Linked DNA regions of Homo sapiens: region 2 is linked to region 1. Evidence: chromatin loops called from intact Hi-C (ENCODE). Cell type or tissue: endothelial cell of umbilical vein. All regions are shown on one strand. Each heading gives the region's core, and the rest is flanking DNA. Links, peaks and the distances in the headings are about the cores only. Region 1 has its middle 160 kb from the start of LINC00355. Region 2 has its middle 220 kb from the start of LINC00355.

Region 1 (9,080 bases), core at 745-8,744:
TTCTGTGTATATTTCTCACATTAGACTATAAGTTCCATGAATCATAAATTAAGTCTATTTCATTAACCTCTGTTTATCCAGCTCTTAGTAATCTATCAGGCATACTACATGCATTAAAACTACATATATATATTTAGTACAGAAATCACCCCTTAAATTCTTCAGAGTTTAAAATCATCTCCTTTTCTTAAATATATTCTTAGAAAATATTAGATAATAATCTAGTAAGAGCTGATGGAAACGCAGCAAAAAAAAAAACAAAAAGATTACGGATTATTACAGTATAAAACTAATTCTTATTATCTGACTCCTTCAAAAGATCACATTTTGAAAACATGTTACACAGGCACTTTTGTTATTATTCTATTAAGTCAGGCAAATAGGGATACATTCCTATCATTCTTTCGCTTTTAGTCTTCATGACTTATTTTTTTCATCATGTCCTGGAGATTTCTGCATGTTAGTAACACATTCCTGGTTCTTCAGAAGTAGAGAAAGCTAATTAAATTTAATATGAGAATTTTTCAACATTGTCAGTGTATAACTGGAATATCACATTTTAGAGATTAGAAACCATGACAAGAGGTTAAGTGATTTAATCTGTATAACCATGTAATAAAGTAATGGTAATTGTTAAATTAGCTTCTGAACGGCGTTAGCTATTTTTTAAAAGTACTTGATAGTTTTATTTTAGGTTTTCAGAGGTTGTACTTTACTTCAGATCATGAAATGCATTAATCTGAACACATGTCATATTAGAATTTCAATAAGCCAGAGATTTTCCTTGTAAAACCACATTACCACATTACAGAAATCATAGTAAAGCTGTATACTTTTATGCCTGGTGCAAACTCTCTAACCATGGAATATTATAGAGAATACTTGGAACGTCAGGAAATATTTTTACTAGTTTGGAAATTGTGTTGAGTTTATCAGGAAGTTATTGCCTAGTGAAAAATTCAGATTCAAGGAAACAATTACCATAGATTAAGAGCCAATTCATTCAGTAGCTTTTCACTAAATCAAATCTCTCGCTTCAGTTGAAATCTATACATGTTATGAAAGAATAAAACTCAGACCTACAAATACTGCTTAAGACTTATTGTTTTATTTTATTATATCACTTATGGTTCTACACTTCTGTCCTTCACTAGCGCTACTAGCGCAGTATGGGACACCATCCTGAGAATGCTCAAGAATAGCAGGTGGAAGTAAGTATAGGGGCTCTGCCTGCCAGATTGCAGGCATCTTCATCCCCGTAGTTACTGTGTAACTTGGAGTGTCATTGTTTGGTCATCTGCAAAGTAGGAATAATACTGAAAATCAATTATTTGGAATGTTTTCAGCATTAACTGCAAACTACTTAGAAACATGTCTGGATCAAAGTAGATGCTTTATTATTGTTGTTATTAATAACTGTCAAACTGGTCTATTGGTTTCCAGCCTTGATCCCTTTCATTCTATGCTTTCGTTCTTTTGAAGTCCAGTCAAGATATAGCTTTGTCTTCAGGATGCATTCTTTCCTCTCACATCTAGCCTGCATAATTCTGATGAAGGCCAATTAAGAGGTTACAGACACAGAAATATCTTTTTCTCTTTGATCATAGGTTAGCATTATAGCTCTGTAAAATGAGTGCTGAGACTATGCTGTGATGGCACGATTGATGCGAAGAACTGAGTTCTTTAGCTTTCAAAGCTGCTCAAGATGACAGGTGGCTCAGAGGTGCCTAAGGATATTTGCCCTAATCTCAGACTCCTATAGGTTTTCTTTCCTCAGAATGTGATATGAAAAGAAAATGTATATAACAGGAAAAGAAGGAGAAATATTCCATTTCTATGTTCTTTTCTTTAATCTCATTTCTTGGGATAAATATGAACTTTTAATCCAGATAGGTGGATGATAGAATTTTCACCTAAATTCTCATCGCTTGGATACCCAGTGAAATTCATTAAAAACACAATTGATAATTGTGCTACAAACATGTTGCTAATTTAAATAAAAAATCTGGCGTCTGAGTCAAAGAACATCTTAACTATTACTTTGTAGTTTGGATTTACCATCATGTAGTGTGAAAATCCATTTATTCTCTACTGATTATAAACTTTTATTATTTTCCTTGAGGGATTCTTATCATGTATGTAATGTGTACTTTGCTTCAAGTTATTATTCATGTTTTAGTAAAAATTATATATATAATATTTTACTGTTTTTGCTTTTTGATTATCCCTTTGCTTTTTATATTACTATGTATGTACAATTAGCAATTATAATCTGTTTTAAAATAAACATTTAAGTAATGAGTTAAAGTTTTTAATAATAGGGAATTACAGTGTATGTAAACTTGGATGTATAAAAAATCATAAAATGTTACTGGAATGTCTGATGTTTGGGAAAATATGCCTATGTATCAGGCACTGGGCTTGATTGACTATGCAGTTAGAGACATAATTATACAAACAGTTTGCATGCTGAAATGTCATAGTAATGAGGTAGAAATTTAGGTGAGCACATAAGTGGGCAGTTCTAGACTTAAGTACAGAACTAGGGTGGGTAGGATGTCAGACAATATTTTCTAGAAAAAGTGACATTGAAATTGCTCAAAAAATTGTTAAAGATCGTACTTTGTTCCATTGATCTATATGTCTATTTTATGCTATTTCCGTACTATTTTAATTACCGTAGCTTTATAATACATTTAGAAGGCAGAAAGTGTGATATTTCTAGCATTGTTCTTCTTGATTAAAATTGCTTTTGTTATTCAGGACCTTTTAGTTTTCCATATACCTTTTATAAATGTTTTTCTATTTTTTTCTATTTCTGTAAAAAATGTCTATGAAATTTGAGTAGGAACTGCATTGAATTTTTAGATCACTTGGGGAAATATAGACATTTTAAATACTGATTTTTCTAATCCATAAATGCAGGATGCCTTTTCATTTATTTGTATGCTTTAATTTCTTTAATGAGTGTTTTGTAGTTTCCATACAAGTCTTTTACCTCTTGCTTAGATTTATTCCTAAGTATTTTATTTCTTTTGGTGCTATTGTGAATGAGATTATTTTCTTTCAGATTGTTAATGGTTGGTGTATAGAAACAACTGATTTTTGTGTGTTTATTTTTTTGTATCCTGCAAATTTACTGAATTCATTTATTAGTTCTAACAGTTTTTGTAAAGAGTCTTTAGGGCTTTCTATATGTAAGGTCATGGTATCTGCAAATAGAGATCATTTTATTTCTTCCTTTCTGATTTGAATATATTTTATTTAATTTTCTTGATTAATTGCTCTGGCTTGGAATTTCAGTACTTCCAGTATATTAAGTAGACATGGCAAGAGTGGGCATACTTGACTTGTTTCATAGCTCAGAGAAAAAGCTTTCAGTTTTTTACCATTAAGTATGATGTTAGTTATGGACATTTTATATATGCCTTTTATTGTTTTTGGATGAGTTCCTTCTATGCTTTTTTTATTAATGATTTTTATCATGAAAGGATGTTGAATTTTGTCAAATTATTTTTCTGCATCTATTGAGATAATCATGTGTTTGTTATTTGTCTGTTGTTCTGTTAAAGGAGTTTATCATACTGAATGATTTACAAATGTTAAATCATCCTTGCATCTCAGAGAAAATTTGCAGTTGGTGATGGTATATGATCATTTTTTTTTTTTTTTAAGTGAAAGCAAGTTTATTAGAGAAGTAAAGAAACAAAAGGAGAGCTACTCCGGCCGGGCGCGGTGGCTCACGCCTGTAATCCCAGCACTTTGGGAGGCTAAGGCGGGTGGATCATGAGGTCAAGAGATTGACACCATCCTGTCCAACATGGTGAAACCCCATCTCTACTAAAAATACAAAAATTAGCTTGGCGTGGTCACCTGCGCCTGTTGTCCCAGCTACTCAGGAGGCTGAGGCAGGAGAATCGCTTGAACCCGGGAGGCAGAGGTTGCAGTGAGCGGAGATTGTGCCACTACACTCCAGCCTGGCAACAGAGTGAGACTCCGTCTCAAAAAAAAAAAAAAAAAAAGAGCTACTCCATAGAGAGAGCAGTGGTATATGATCTTCCTAATGTGCTATTGAATTTGATTTGCTAATACTCAGTTGAGAATTTTTGCATCTATGTTCATCAGAGATATTGGCTTGTATTTTTCTTTTCTTGTGATGTCTTTGTCTGGCTTTGGGATCAAAGTGATGCTGGTTTTATACCTACACATATGTGGTCAACTGAACTTCGACAAGGGTACTAAGACTACACAATGAAGAAGTGATGTCTCTTCAATAAATGGTTCTAGAAAAACTGGACATCCAAATTCAAAAGCATGAAGTTGAACCCTTATGTTACACCATGCACAAACATTAACTCTAACTAAAGACTTAAATTTAAGATCTGAAACAATAAAACTGTTAGAGGTGTATGTAAGGGGAAAGATTATTGACATTGGTTCAGGAAAATCAACTGGTTTTTTTATTCAAAAAATATATTTATTTGATACACCTTTCATATTTACCATTGTAGTTTTATGGTTGACATTAGTTGGAGGAAGTCAAGAACTTTTCACTTTTTGTTTTGCACACAAAGGCTTCTTACTTACTTGATTAATATTAAATATTTTTCTCCAGATGTATTGAGTTACAATTAATAAGATTATGTATATCTGAAGTGTACAATATGATAAATTGTCATATGTATACACTGTAAAATAATTACCATAATCAAGTTAGTTAACACATCTATCATTTCACATACTTCTTTTGGTGAGAATGCTTAAAATCTCCTTTGTTAGCAAATTTCAAGTATATAAGACAATGTCATTAGCTACAATCACCATGTTGTACATTATATCATAAGAACTTATTAGTCTTATACTTAAAGTTTGTACCTTTTGGCAAACATCTTTCCATTTTTCCAACTCCCCTGACCCTGGAAACCACCATTCTACAGTTTGTTTTTGTTAATTGATCTTTAAAAAAAAATCCACATATAAGAGATATCACGTAATAGTTGCCAGTCTCTGCCTGACTTATTTCACTTAGCATAACACCCATCCAGGTTCATCCATATTGTCACAAATTGAGTACTTACTTTCTTTTTAAAGCTGAATAGTATTTTATTGTGCATATATACCAATTTTTTTCCATTCATCTGTAAATAGACAGGTTGTTTCTGTTTTCCATTGTTCCCTATTGTGAATAATGCTGCAATGCACATGGGAGTGCAGATATCACTCCAGGGTACTTATTTCATTTTCCTCAGTTATATAATCAGTAGTGAGCTTGCTGAATCTAATGTAATTCTACTTTTAATTATTTGAAGACCTTTATACTGTTTTCTATAATAGCTGTACCAATTTACCTTTCCACCAATAGTGCTCAAGAATTCTTTTTTCTCCACATCCTTAATCAACTTTTGTTATGTCTTGTCTTTTTTATAATAGCCATCCTAACAGATGTGAGTTGATGTATCATTGTGGTTTTGATTTGTGTTTCACTGACGATCTCAATGGTTAGTAATGTGGAGCGCCTTTTCACATATGTGTCGGCCACTCGAATATCTTATTTGGGAAAATGCCTAATCAGGTCCTTTGCCCATATTGTAATCAGATTTCCTGTTTTTTTGCTACTGAGCTGTATGAGTCACTTATATATTTCAGATACTAACCTCTTATCAGATATATGGTTTACAAACATTTTTTCCCATTCCATAGTTTACTTTCTTATTTTGTTGATTGTTTCCTTTGCAGGGCAGAAGCTTCTTGGTTTCATGTAGTCTCGCTTACATATTTTTGTTTTTGTCTCTTTTGCTGTTGGTGTCATATCAAAAAAATATTGTAATATCAATGTCAAGGAGATTTTTTTCTCTCTGCTTTCTTCTAGGAGATTTATAATTTCAGGTTTTACATTTGTGTTTAAAATACTTTGAGTTGATTTTTGTACATGATGAGAGTTAAAGATCTAATTTTATGCTTCTGTGTGTTTATATCCAGTTGTCCAAACATCATTTATTAAAGAGACTGTCTCTTCCCCATTGTATGTTTTTGACACCCTTGTCAAAGATTAGTTAACCATATATGCATGAGCTTACTTCTGAGCTCTTCTTTATGTTCTATTGTTGTATGTTGTTGCATTTATGGCAGCACATACTGTTTTGATTAATATAGCTTTATGATGTATCAAAATCAGGAAGTATGATGTCTCCAGTTTTGTTTTCTGCTCATTTACTGTTTTGGGTTTTTTTACAAAATTGCTTTGATCATTGGTGTCTTTTTGGTTCCATATGAATTTTAGAATTTTTTTAATCTCTGTGAAAATTTAGCAATGATATATTGATATGAGACCTTTTGGTTATAGGCAACCTATGAAATGGGAGAAAATCTCTTCAAAATGTATATTTGGTAAGGGGCTAATTTCCAAAATATGTAATGAACTATTGCAATTCTATAGCAAAATTACAAATAACCTGCTTAAAAGTTAGCATAGGACCCCAAATAGAAAAAAAATTATGGGCAAAGGATCTTCAAAGAAAATTTACAAATGACCAACGGGTATGTAAAAAATGTTTAATATCACCAGTCATCAGAGAAATGCAAATGTAAAACACACAAAATATTGCATCACAACTATTAGCATGGTTATTAGTTTTTAAAAAGATAAGTATTGGGGAGGTTATGAAGAAATTCGAACCCTTGTTCACTGTTGGTAAGACTATAAAATGGTGCAGCTACTTTGGCAAACAGCATGTAAGTTCCTCAAAAAAATTAAAAATAGAACTATCATATGATCCAGCAACCCATCTCTTGCTATATATCCAAAATAATTGAAATACAAATCTTAAATACATATCTCCACTCCCCTCTTCATAGAGACGTTATTTATAATAGCCAAGGCGGGAAAATAATTCAATGTGCACCAGCTGATGAATGGAAAAAGAAAAATGGGATATATGCAGATAATAAAATATTATTCAACCAAAAAAAGCAGAAAATTGTACCATCTATGATGACATAGATGAATATGGAAGACAAAATGCTAGGTGAAATGTCAGTCATAGAAAGATGAACGTTGCGATATTGATTCTTCCTACCCATGAGCATGGAATGTTCTTCCATTTGTTTGTATCCTCTTTTATTTCCTTGAGCAGTGGTTTGTAGTTCTCCTTGAAGAGGTCCTTCACATCCCTTGTAAGTTGGATTCCTAGGTATTTTATTCTCTTTGAAGCAATTGTGAATGGGAGTTCACTCACGATTTGGCTCTCTGTTTGTCTGTTGTTGGTAATTTACAGATTCAATGCCATCCCCATAAAGCTACCAATGACTTTCCTCACAGAATTGGAAAAAACTACTTTAAAGTTCATATGGAACCAAAAAAGAGCCCGCATCGCCAAGTCAATCCTAAGCCAAAAGAACAAAGCTGGAGGCATCACACTACCTGACTTCAAACTATACTACAAGGCTACAGTAACCAAAACAGCATGGTACTGGTACCAAAACAGAGATATAGATCAATGGAACAGAACAGAGCCCTCAGAAATAACGCCGCATATCTACAACTATCTGATCTTTGACAAACCTGAGAAAAACAAGCAATGGGGAAAGGATTCCCTATTTAATAAATGGTGCTGGGAAAACTGGCTAGCCATATGTAGAAAGCTGAAACTGGATCCCTTTCTTACACCTTATACAAAAATCAATTCAAGATGGATTAAAGATTTAGACGTTAGACCTAAAACCATAAAAACCCTAGAAGAAAACCTAGGCATTACCATTCAGGACATAGGCATGGGCAAGGATTTCATGTCCAAAACACCAAAAGCAATGGCAACAAAAGCCAAAATTGACAAATGGGATCTAATTAAACTAAAGAGCTTCTGCACAGCAAAAGAAACTACCATCAGAGTGAACAGGCAACCTACAAAATGGGAGAAAATTTTCGCAACCTACTCATCTGACAAAGGGCTAATATCCAGAATCTACAATGAACTCAAACAAATTTACAAGAAAAAAACAAACAACCCTATCAAAACGTGGGCAAAGGACATGAACAGACACTTCTCAAAAGAAGACATTTATGCAGCCAAGAAACACATGAAAAAATGCTCATGATCACTGGCCATCAGAGAAATGCAAATCAAAACCACTATGAGATACCATCTCACACCAGTTAGAATGGCAATCATTAAAAAGTCAGGAAACAACAGGTGCTGGAGAGGATGTGGAGAAATAGGAACACTTTTACACTGTTGGTGGGACTGTAAACTAGTTCAACCATTGTGGAAGTCAGTGTGGCGATTCCTCAGGGATCTAGAACTAGAAATACCATTTGACCCAGCCATCCCATTACTGGGTATATACCCAAATGACTATAAATCATGCTGCTATAAAGACACATGCACACGTATGTTTATTGCGGCATTATTCACAATAGCAAAGACTTGGAACCAACCCAAATGTCCAACAATGATAGACTGGATTAAGAAAATGTGGCACATATACACCATGGAATACTATGCAGCCATAAAAAATGATGAGTTCATGTCCTTTGTAGGGACATGGATGAAATTGGAAATCATCATTCTCAGTAAGCTATCACAAGAACAAAAAACCAAACACCGCATATTCTCACTCATAGGTGGGAATTGAACAATGAGATCACATGGACACAGGAAGGGGAATATCACACTCTGGGGACTGTGGTGGGGTGGGGGGAGGGGGGAGGGATAGCATTGGGAGATATACCTAATGCTAGATGACGAGTTAGTGGGTGCAGCACACCAGCATGGCACATGTATACATATGTAACTAACCTGCACAATGTGCACATGTACCCTAAAACTTAAAGTATAATTAAAAAAATAAATAAATAAATAAAAATAAATAAATAAAAAAAGAAAGATGAATGTTGCATGGTTCCACTTACATGAGTCATCTAAAATAGTCAGACTTAGAGAAAATAGACAGTAGAATGGTGCTTACCAGGGGATAAGATGAGACAGATATGGGGAGGCTGTTTTGTTTTGTTTTGTGATGAAGTTTTGCTCTTGTTGTACAGGCTGGAGTGGAATGGCACGATCTCGGCTCACTGTAACCTT
Region 2 (9,080 bases), core at 498-8,497, 62 kb before region 1:
TTTACTTGGAGGTAGATATCCTGTCCCATATGGGTGCTGGGACTAAGGTCACCAAGACTAACATTTTTGTACGAAATTTCCCTTGCAACTTTGTTGAAAATCAACTCAGCAGACATGTATAGATGTTTCTAGATCCCATGCTTTTGCTTTAATTTACTTGTCTGTCATGACATCGATACCACACTATTTAAATTGATGTTGCTTTATAAGTATTGATATCACGAAGGGCAAGCCCACAAACTTTGTTCTTTGTTAAATTTTTATGGCTATCCTAAGTTCTTTTAATTATTATGTGAGTTTTAGAATCAGGTTATCAATTTCTCTGAAATTTCCTGTTGGAGTTTTGAGAGAGCTGGTATTAAATTGATAGGTCAATTTGTGGAGAATTAGCATGTGTGCAACATTGAGTCTTCCCATTTATGGATATGGAATTATCTCAATTATTCACATCTTATTAAATCTCTCTCAGGAATATTTTGTACTTTTCAGCTTACAGGCTGGTTTGGTTAAATATATTCCCTTGTATTTTATTTTACTTGATGCTATTATAAATCAAATTGGTTCCCTAATTTAATGCTCAATTGATTTTTGCTTATATTTGTGTGTGTGTGTGTGTGTGTGTGTGTGTGTATTATAAATAGGTTAAAGATAGTCCCTGTATATTGATCTCTATGCTGTTAACTTCTTTACAGCAGGCTGGGCCTGTTAGCTCAAAAGTCCACAGACACTAAACAAAATACACATACAATTGCTTTAAATATAGCCCAAATAAGCATACTTTTAGTCATTTAGAGCTAGTCTGCTTTGCATACCATGCAAAACTGTACCCAACATATGCTAGCCATTCATCAAACACACCCTCAGTCTAAATAAGGCACCAACTCACTGCTCCCTTTCTGGTTTCTCTAACCCAAGGATTTTCCATTGTGCTGCTGAGCAACATCACCCAGACACACAAGCTCCCTCTCCAATTTCCCTTTCCCCTGGGAGTTCCCTTACCCTCCTACCTTTCTGGGTGACAACTTCATAAGACTGTCTTTGGACAGTGCTTTGACAAGTTGTATAAGAGGGTATTTTTCCGTAGAAGGAGACCATCCAAAAAAAGCTCATTGTGGGCAATTGTCACCTTGTCATCTGGACAGAAATGTTATATATAAATTGATGTTTAAATATCAATCTTGCATCCCATCATCTTACTAAATTTAAATAGTTCAAGTAGTGTGTGTGTGTGCAAATGTGTTGTGCTTATTCCTTATGATTTTTTACATGAAGAACCATGTTACCTGCTATTAAAGACAGTTTTACTTCTTCCTTTCTAATCTGTGTGCCTTTCATTTCTTTTTCTTGCCTCATTCAACTAGCTACAGCCTTCAGTAAAATTTTCATAGTTAAGCTTGCTTTCTCTTTTTCAGTTTATTCTGTGAGACCTCACCCTCTGTGGTCATAGGTGCAAACTGGGGATAAAGCACTACTGCAAGAGTGGTGCACAGTGATGTATGGACTCTGGGCTAGCTGCTCACAGAGATTACGTATAGCCTCTTATTTCAAGTGGCTTGGGCTATATTATACCACATACTAGTGCATAAAGCAGAATCCATCATAAAATTAAACAGAACTTTGATAACAAAATATATTTAGAACACTCTATTTTTTAAATTAAAAAAAACACTTTTAAATAAGCCATGGATCAAATAAGAAATGGCTGTGGCAATTACAAACCAATAATCAAGAGCCAAATAACCCATTAGCAATAATTTGTAGAAGATTTTAGCAGAATCTGTAAAAAAGATACCCTGATGACCACTGGAATTCCTGATCCTTCTAACTTAAGGAGATAACAAAAATATTGTAAATGAAATCTAAGAGGTTGTTTTGGGTATATATCATTGTCTACTGTCATGCATAAGTTGTAATCGTATCTTGTTATTACAGACTTTATCACTGTATTTCAGCATTGTACAAATTTTCAGGTCTTCTCTGTGTAAACTTTGTAATAATCTCATGTGACTGAATTATTCTTTTTGTTATTCTCATACCAATAAGAAGTTGAATTTAAAGAACTTAAGAACTATGACCATATTGACCTTTTACTAGGTCCATGTCAAATGTAAGAATATTTACATAAAGTGAAATAGAAGGCTGCGTTTACATTTTAAGACATATGAAGATTTTACTTTTTTTTTTGAGATGCAATCTTGCTTGTCACTCAGGCTGGAGTGCAGTGGCACTTTCATAGATCATCGCAGCTTCTCATTCCTGGGCTCCAGCATCACCCTCCCAAGTAGCTGGAACTACAGTCCTGTGCCACCCTGCCTGGCTAATCTTTTAATTTCTTTGGAGAGATCGGGTCTCACTATGTTCTCCAGGCTGGTCTTAGATTCCTGTCCTCAAGTGATCCTCCCACCTGGGCCTTCCAAAGTGCTAGGTTTACAGGTGTGAGCCATCGTGCCTGGAAGATTTTATTTATTTTAAAAAGCCAAGCTACTGTCAACTTGGAAGAAGACAACTAATCAAAATCAAATCAATCATGATGATGGAGATTGTCTATGAACTTAAAAACAGCTTGCTCTAAAAGATTCATTATTATTTTTAACATTTCAATTACAATTATTTTCTATTTCACTTACAATTCTAACTTGTATAATTTAACTCTTCCGATTGTGTTTTCACTGAAGAAATGATTAAATTTTTTCAAAGGTAGCATCTTTAAGAACTTACTAACATTTTTATTTTTTTATTTTTTTATTTTTATTTATTTATTTTTGAGACGGAGTCTCTCTCTGTCACCCAGGCTGGAGTGCAGCGGCGTGATCTCAGCTCACTGCAAGCTCCGCCTCCCGGGTTCACGCCATTCTCCTGCCTCAGCCTCCCGAGTAGCTGGGGCTACAGGCACCCGCCACCACGCCCGGCTAATTTTTTGTCTTTTTAGTAGAGGCGGGGTTTCACTGTGTTAGCCAGGATGGTCTCGATCGCCTGACCTCATGATCCGCCCGCCTCTGCCTCCCAAAGTGCTGGGATTACAGGCGTGAGCCACCGCGCCCGGCCTACATTTTTATTTTCTTAAGCAAGTCACATAGATTTTCAAGTTGGTACATTTGATGCTAGGAGAGTTTCTAATTATGATCTTTAACATCAAATTTCATCAGTCTAGAATATAAATATATAAAATTTTCCATAAAACATAAAGTGGATTTAATTGTCATGTATAACAATATTAGGTAAAAGGATTGCTGTTCAAATGATAATTTTTTTAATATGACAGAAGTCTATGCATCACCTTCAATTCAATTTTGAATTGAATCATTGATAAATTCTTTTTATTTTTTATAGTTTTCTAATAATGCCATATTATACCAAATAGTAAAAATATTAATCTCATATCTTGAGGAAATTTCATTTTCCCTAAGTTTAATGTAAGTATTTGTCACAGTAAAGAAAAACAATTTAAAAAACTAAATCCATTGTTTACTCATTTATAAAACTGGAACAAGGTAGAAATAAGATGAGAAAATAGAATAGAGATATTTTTTCAAAACATGTTGAAAATCTCTTACAGGGCAAAGCTTCCTGTTAGGCATTCTTTTACTTTTTAACATCTTTCTAGCATCTAATAATCACATATAGTCACTTCTATGAGTTATAGTTCAAGTATCTGCTCCCAAAACTTTCTAACACTAATCCAGCTAAGTGAATGCACTCAGCATGAACGAGATTATTAAAAATGTGAAAATATAGCAATACTTCTCAGTAAAAAATGCAACCCCAAATCATTACATTGTCAGAAAGGAAAAATTGAAGAATTATTGAGAAACTATTCAAACTACAGATCCTTTAAAAATGTTCTCTCATTTTAATTTGTATTGTATACCCATAGTATGGCACTCAAAGAAAAAGTGATAGCTATCAGTTTAATAGCACAGTGGATTAAAATGCAACCTGTTTATGAAATTGCCATGAAATTGAATTGAAGCATACGCAGAACTAAACAGATTGCTTGGAAACTATTCAAGTACAAATCTGTTCTTTTTTCAGACCTGCTGAAATCTAAGCTGATTTTAAGAAACTGGTTTCAGATATTTGCTCTGCCATTTAAAGCAAATCACCTTGAATGTTGCAAGAGTGTTTAGGGAATATTTATGAAAGACCCTTGCCCATTGACAAAGGACAGCGTATTAAATTTTCATGCTAAATAGTAGCCTTAAAAATGCTATTAAAGATAAGCATCTTTTGAAAGAAAATAAATGCCACTTTTTCAGTTGATAAATTTTTATGCTACTTTTTATTGCGAGGAAACAGATTCAGTACATATTTAAAAGTATATAACTTTCATCTTCATTCTGATTTACTGGCATATACTTCTATTTACACTTTCGTTTCGCTTAATTCCTTCCTTTTTGCTCCACTCATTGTAGCTGAAATCACATGTCCTATTGTTTCAAATCCAGTTACTTACTTAAAGAATGCAATAAGGTTAAAATCTGTAAACACTGTGCTCATATTTGCAAAGAAAATACAGTATTTCTTATTTTAATTAATGCAATCATCCCAAAACATTGCTCTATCATGTTAATATTATCTTCTTTTAATTTAACAATTTACAGTATTATCATGTCTTTTATTTCAGGTTGCTTTTTGGATGATTCAGTGTGGTTTGGGTAAATGCTTCACCTTGATCATATCCAAGATAGTTTCTGAGTGTAGAGGTATAGAAACTCGTGACTATGAGAGAAAGAAGAGTCATGACCTTGTAGCGACATCTGTATCCTTGTACTTATAAAGATTCTGGCCTGAACTGTTGTCAGTTCCTGAGGAATGGTTGTTTCCACAAAAAGATGCTTACAAATGTTGACACCTACTGAAAGGTCATTACATTCCCCAAGATACCTCCCTCTTGGAGCATTCTGCAAGACCTCTGATGGCCCACCAAGAGGTTTGCTTTCCCTCAACAAAACCACACAAATTTCTGATTTCTACATATCCCTCCACTGCCTTCTGACAAAGCACTACTTTAACTCCATGCCATGTTGGATATCATTTATGTCCTGAGCTTTTCTATGGGCTGCAACATACCTAATTTATGCCAAAAGATAAATGATAACAGTCCAAATAATATTCCTTGGTTCTCACATTCCTATCTTGATATTTCTGATATGTTCTTTCCCATCGACTCTTGTTCTTTCCCCTTGCCCTTGTAAGGTCAGGTGGATATGACTCCTGGCTCCCCACTCCAACACACAACCCAATCTTCATTTTAGCTCTCTTTTCAATAATTTTCTTGGGATAAAAGAGGGCAAACTTCCAATTTCCTCTTTCTTTTACAAGGTGACTAAATCTTTGTATTTTCTTTCTTCAAGAGGGCAATAAACTCCACAACTCTGGCTTAATAATATATACAGATAAAAATATTATTTTTACCTTATGCAAAACCTCCTCTAATCCGTGTCCCTCAGGCAAGGCTCTGGATATGCAAGTTGCAGAAATGCTGGTAAATAGGAATTACCAAAGATAAAATGTATTAATACCCCCCAAAAACTGCTGCTTCACTAAAAGAGAATTATTGTGATTCTATGTAATTCTCAAGATATTTAGAATCGAGACAAATTTTCTTTTCACCTCACTTTGATTTTCTTCTTCAGATCTAATTCATGAGTATCTGTCTTGCCCTATGACTAATCTATAATATTGAATGCCCCATTTGGCAATGGAGTTTCTGATCTTGATTTCTTACAGTCTAGGAGTTCTGAAAACAGTTTTATTAGAGCAAAATTGGCATGCACTAAACTATATACTTTTTAAATCATAAAATTTAGCAAGGTTTGACATATGTATACAAAATAAAATGATCAAATCAAGATAATTTTATTCATAGCTCCAGAAGTTTTTTTGTGTTCCTTTACAATTCCTCTCCTGTATCTCATATCACCCACTCCCTAGGCAACCACTGATTTACTTTCTGGTAGTATAGATTTGTTTGTATTATCTATAGTTTTATATAAAGAAATTTATATACTCTGCAGTCATTCATGTTTGGCTTCTTTCTTTTTTAATTTTTATTTTAAGTTCAGTTGTACCTGTTCAAGTTTGTTATATAAGCAAACTTACGTCACGAGTGTTTGTTGTACAGATTATTTTGTCACCTAGGTATTAAGCCTAGTACCCATGAATTATTTTTCCTGATCCTCTCCCTCCCCCAACCTTCCACCCTCAGCTAGGTCCCAGTGTCTGTTTTTCCCCACCATGTGTCCTTATCATTTAGCTTCCACTTATAAGTGAGAACTTGACGTGTTTGGTTTTCTGTTCCTGCATTAGTTTGCTAAGGATAATGGTCTCCAGCTCTATCCAGGTCATTGCAAGTATCAGTAGCTGATCCCTTCTTATTACAGGGTAGTCTTCCATTGTATAGATATACTATAATTCCTGGATACATTTGCCTGTTGATGGAAATTTCCTGTTTCCTCATTATTCAATTTTATTTTGCAATTACAAATAATGATATTATAAATATGTATGTTTTGTGTCAAGATAGGCTTTTATTCTTTTTGGAAAATTATTGAGGAGCAGAATGGATAAATTTTATGGTAGGTGTATGTTTTACATTTTAAGAAACTGTTTTCCAAAGTGGCTAAGCCATTCTACCTTCCCAACAGCACTCGATGAGGTTTCTATTTGATCTTCATTTTCACTGTCATGTGTTGTGATAGTCTGTTTAATTGTAGTCATTCTAATAGGTCTATAGCGATATGTCTTTGCGGTCTCCATTTATGTTTTTCTAATAAATTCTTAAGTTGAACATTTATTTGTGTGGTTACTTGCAATCTGCACATGTTTTTTGGTGAATTTTCTGTTCAAACATTTTGTTCATTTTCTGAACAAACATTTTCTGTTCAAATATTTTGTTCAGGACACTTTATCCATTTTGTTTAAGTTTTTTACATTGTCTATGTCAGTTTTCAACCTGTAGTAATTATGTAATCTCATAGGACATATTGTCAGGATTGTGGAGGTTTGGAAGGTAATGTTACTAGTATCTAGAATATAGAGGCCAAAGAAGCTGCTTAGGATCCCATAAAGAAATAGGCCAAAATGTCAACAAGGCTGCTATTAAGAAACTTGTTCAGGAATGAGTCATTTATTACATATTTAGTCTGCAAATATACCCTCTTAGTCTGTGGTTTATCTTTTAATTATCTTAACAGTAAAATTTGAAGCATTGAAGTCTTTCATTTTGATGACATTTAAGTTATCAGGTTTTCTTTGCATCATGATTTTGACATTATCTCTAAGAAATATTTGCCTAGCCCCAGATCATAAAGATTTATTTCTACATCTTGTCCTAGAAGTTTTATAGTTTTAGGTTTAACATTTATTTATGTTACTTAACTTTTGTCTATGATGCAAGGTATGGAGCAAAGTTTAAATTTTTGCATATAAATATCCATTTATTGAGATACTGTACTCTCTGAATTGAGTTACTTTTGCAGTTTTGTTAAGAATGAGTTGTCTAAATATGTGTGCAATTATTTCTGGATTCTCTATTCTTTTCCATGTTCTATTATCAAGCTTTATGCAATGCCATACTGGTTTATACCTACAGATTTCTAATAAATCTTGAAATCAAGTAGTGATTATTCTATATTTATGTTTTCAAAATTAATTTTGTCTACAAATGTCTTATATGAAATTTAGAATCATCTTTTTATTTCTTGTCAATTTGTCAGTGGCAATAAAGAATACCTGACTCCATTTTTTGATGTGTCACTGCTAACAGCTCTTAAGCCCCTCCTCTCACTGTTGCATTTGTGTCCAACATCAGAACAAGCTGATGTGAATGCCTGGTGCTCCCTCCTTTGGCACTGTGGGAGACTCAAACTGAGTAGACCCCTGAACCTCTGCAGAAACTCTCACCCTTGCACTGCTGCCTAACCACAATAAAAACGCCAAGCCAATCTCCTTTTCTTACTCTCTCAAGCCTTTTCAGACCTTCTTCATTGTTTGTTTTTTATTTATTTAAACTTTTTATTTTTAATTATTATGGATCCATAATAGTTGTATATATTTATGGGAGCAGCATCCCCTGCTCTCCCCAGACACCTCAATTATATAAGTAGTAAACATTTTCATGCCAGCTTGGTGTGTGTGTTTGGCATCTTCAGTCTTGATAACCAAACCAAATTTTAAATAGGGATCTCTCCTGTCATTATAGAGGGACCACAGGAATTGACACTATGATCAGGATGTCTAGGCAATGATTACCACCTGGTAATAGGGCCTGCTGCTGGAGATCAGCATGGACTTTGAACTTCTGTCTTCTGGTTGTCTTGTGCTTTCAGCTGTGCTGCTTTGTGTTGTACTGTTGAATCCTTCCCAACCTCTGTTATAGATTTAGCTGACCTAAGTTGAAAGTTTCAATATTTCGCATTTAGGGACAGGGCCATGTGATTGGAACCCTCTTAAAGGGTTCTGGGTCATGTTTCTTGGTCTAGACCTATCTATATGTCCTAGAGTAAGGTTGTGACCGATACTAGCTAAGAGGAAAGAATATGTATTTCCTGTGGCTGATTGGTTGTGTGTCTCAACAAGAAAAGATAGTATGTGAAATGACCCCATCAGCTGGCTGCTTATGAAAGAGTAGCTATTAGAGAATATGAGAAGGCGAAAGAGAAAAAGAGAGAGGGGGAGCACACGGTGGCAGGGAGAGAGAAAATAGAAAAAAAAAAGTCTGAAACAGACATTCTCAATTTGATCCAATCGGAAATCTGAAATTTACTAAAAGAATGTAAAGTTTCGTTGTATCTCTTTTATACTCTTATTAGCTAAAGCTCTTTTTTTAATGTTAATCTTTGCTAAATGGTTGGTTAACAATATACATATATTATGCATATGTAATGTATCACGATATAGCTACGGTGATATTTTATCTTGTAGGAAAGTTTAAACTTTCCCTCTAAAGGTTTAATAATTAAGTTTCCTGAAAAAAATAACTGACAGCAGGCAGAATAACAGAAGAAAGACTTACAAATTGACTAATGTACAAGCACACAGCAATCACACAAGTATGAATCTTTCAAGAAGGGCCAGAT

What was found. A loop is a pair of places that touch in the nucleus more often than their neighbours do. Peaks named below come from ENCODE experiments on the same cell type or tissue, not always from the same donor. Only the 100,000 strongest peaks of a DNase experiment are listed, where the experiment ranks them.
Region 2: it touches region 1 in a loop (2.4-fold over the local background); 2 of 110 quality-filtered maps call a loop at or near these places.

Annotation. Positions count from the first base shown.
Region 1 is chr13:64,230,936-64,240,015 of GRCh38, reverse strand. No RefSeq gene overlaps it. Among named protein-coding and RNA genes, the nearest start is that of LINC00355, 160 kb to the right of the region's middle. In endothelial cell of umbilical vein, for the core only: no CTCF peak of the experiment used is centred there; a DNase peak (open chromatin) is centred at 5,565; H3K27ac peaks cover 1,804 bases.
Region 2 is chr13:64,292,210-64,301,289 of GRCh38, reverse strand. No RefSeq gene overlaps it. Among named protein-coding and RNA genes, the nearest start is that of LINC00355, 220 kb to the right of the region's middle. In endothelial cell of umbilical vein, for the core only: no CTCF peak of the experiment used is centred there; a DNase peak (open chromatin) is centred at 4,409.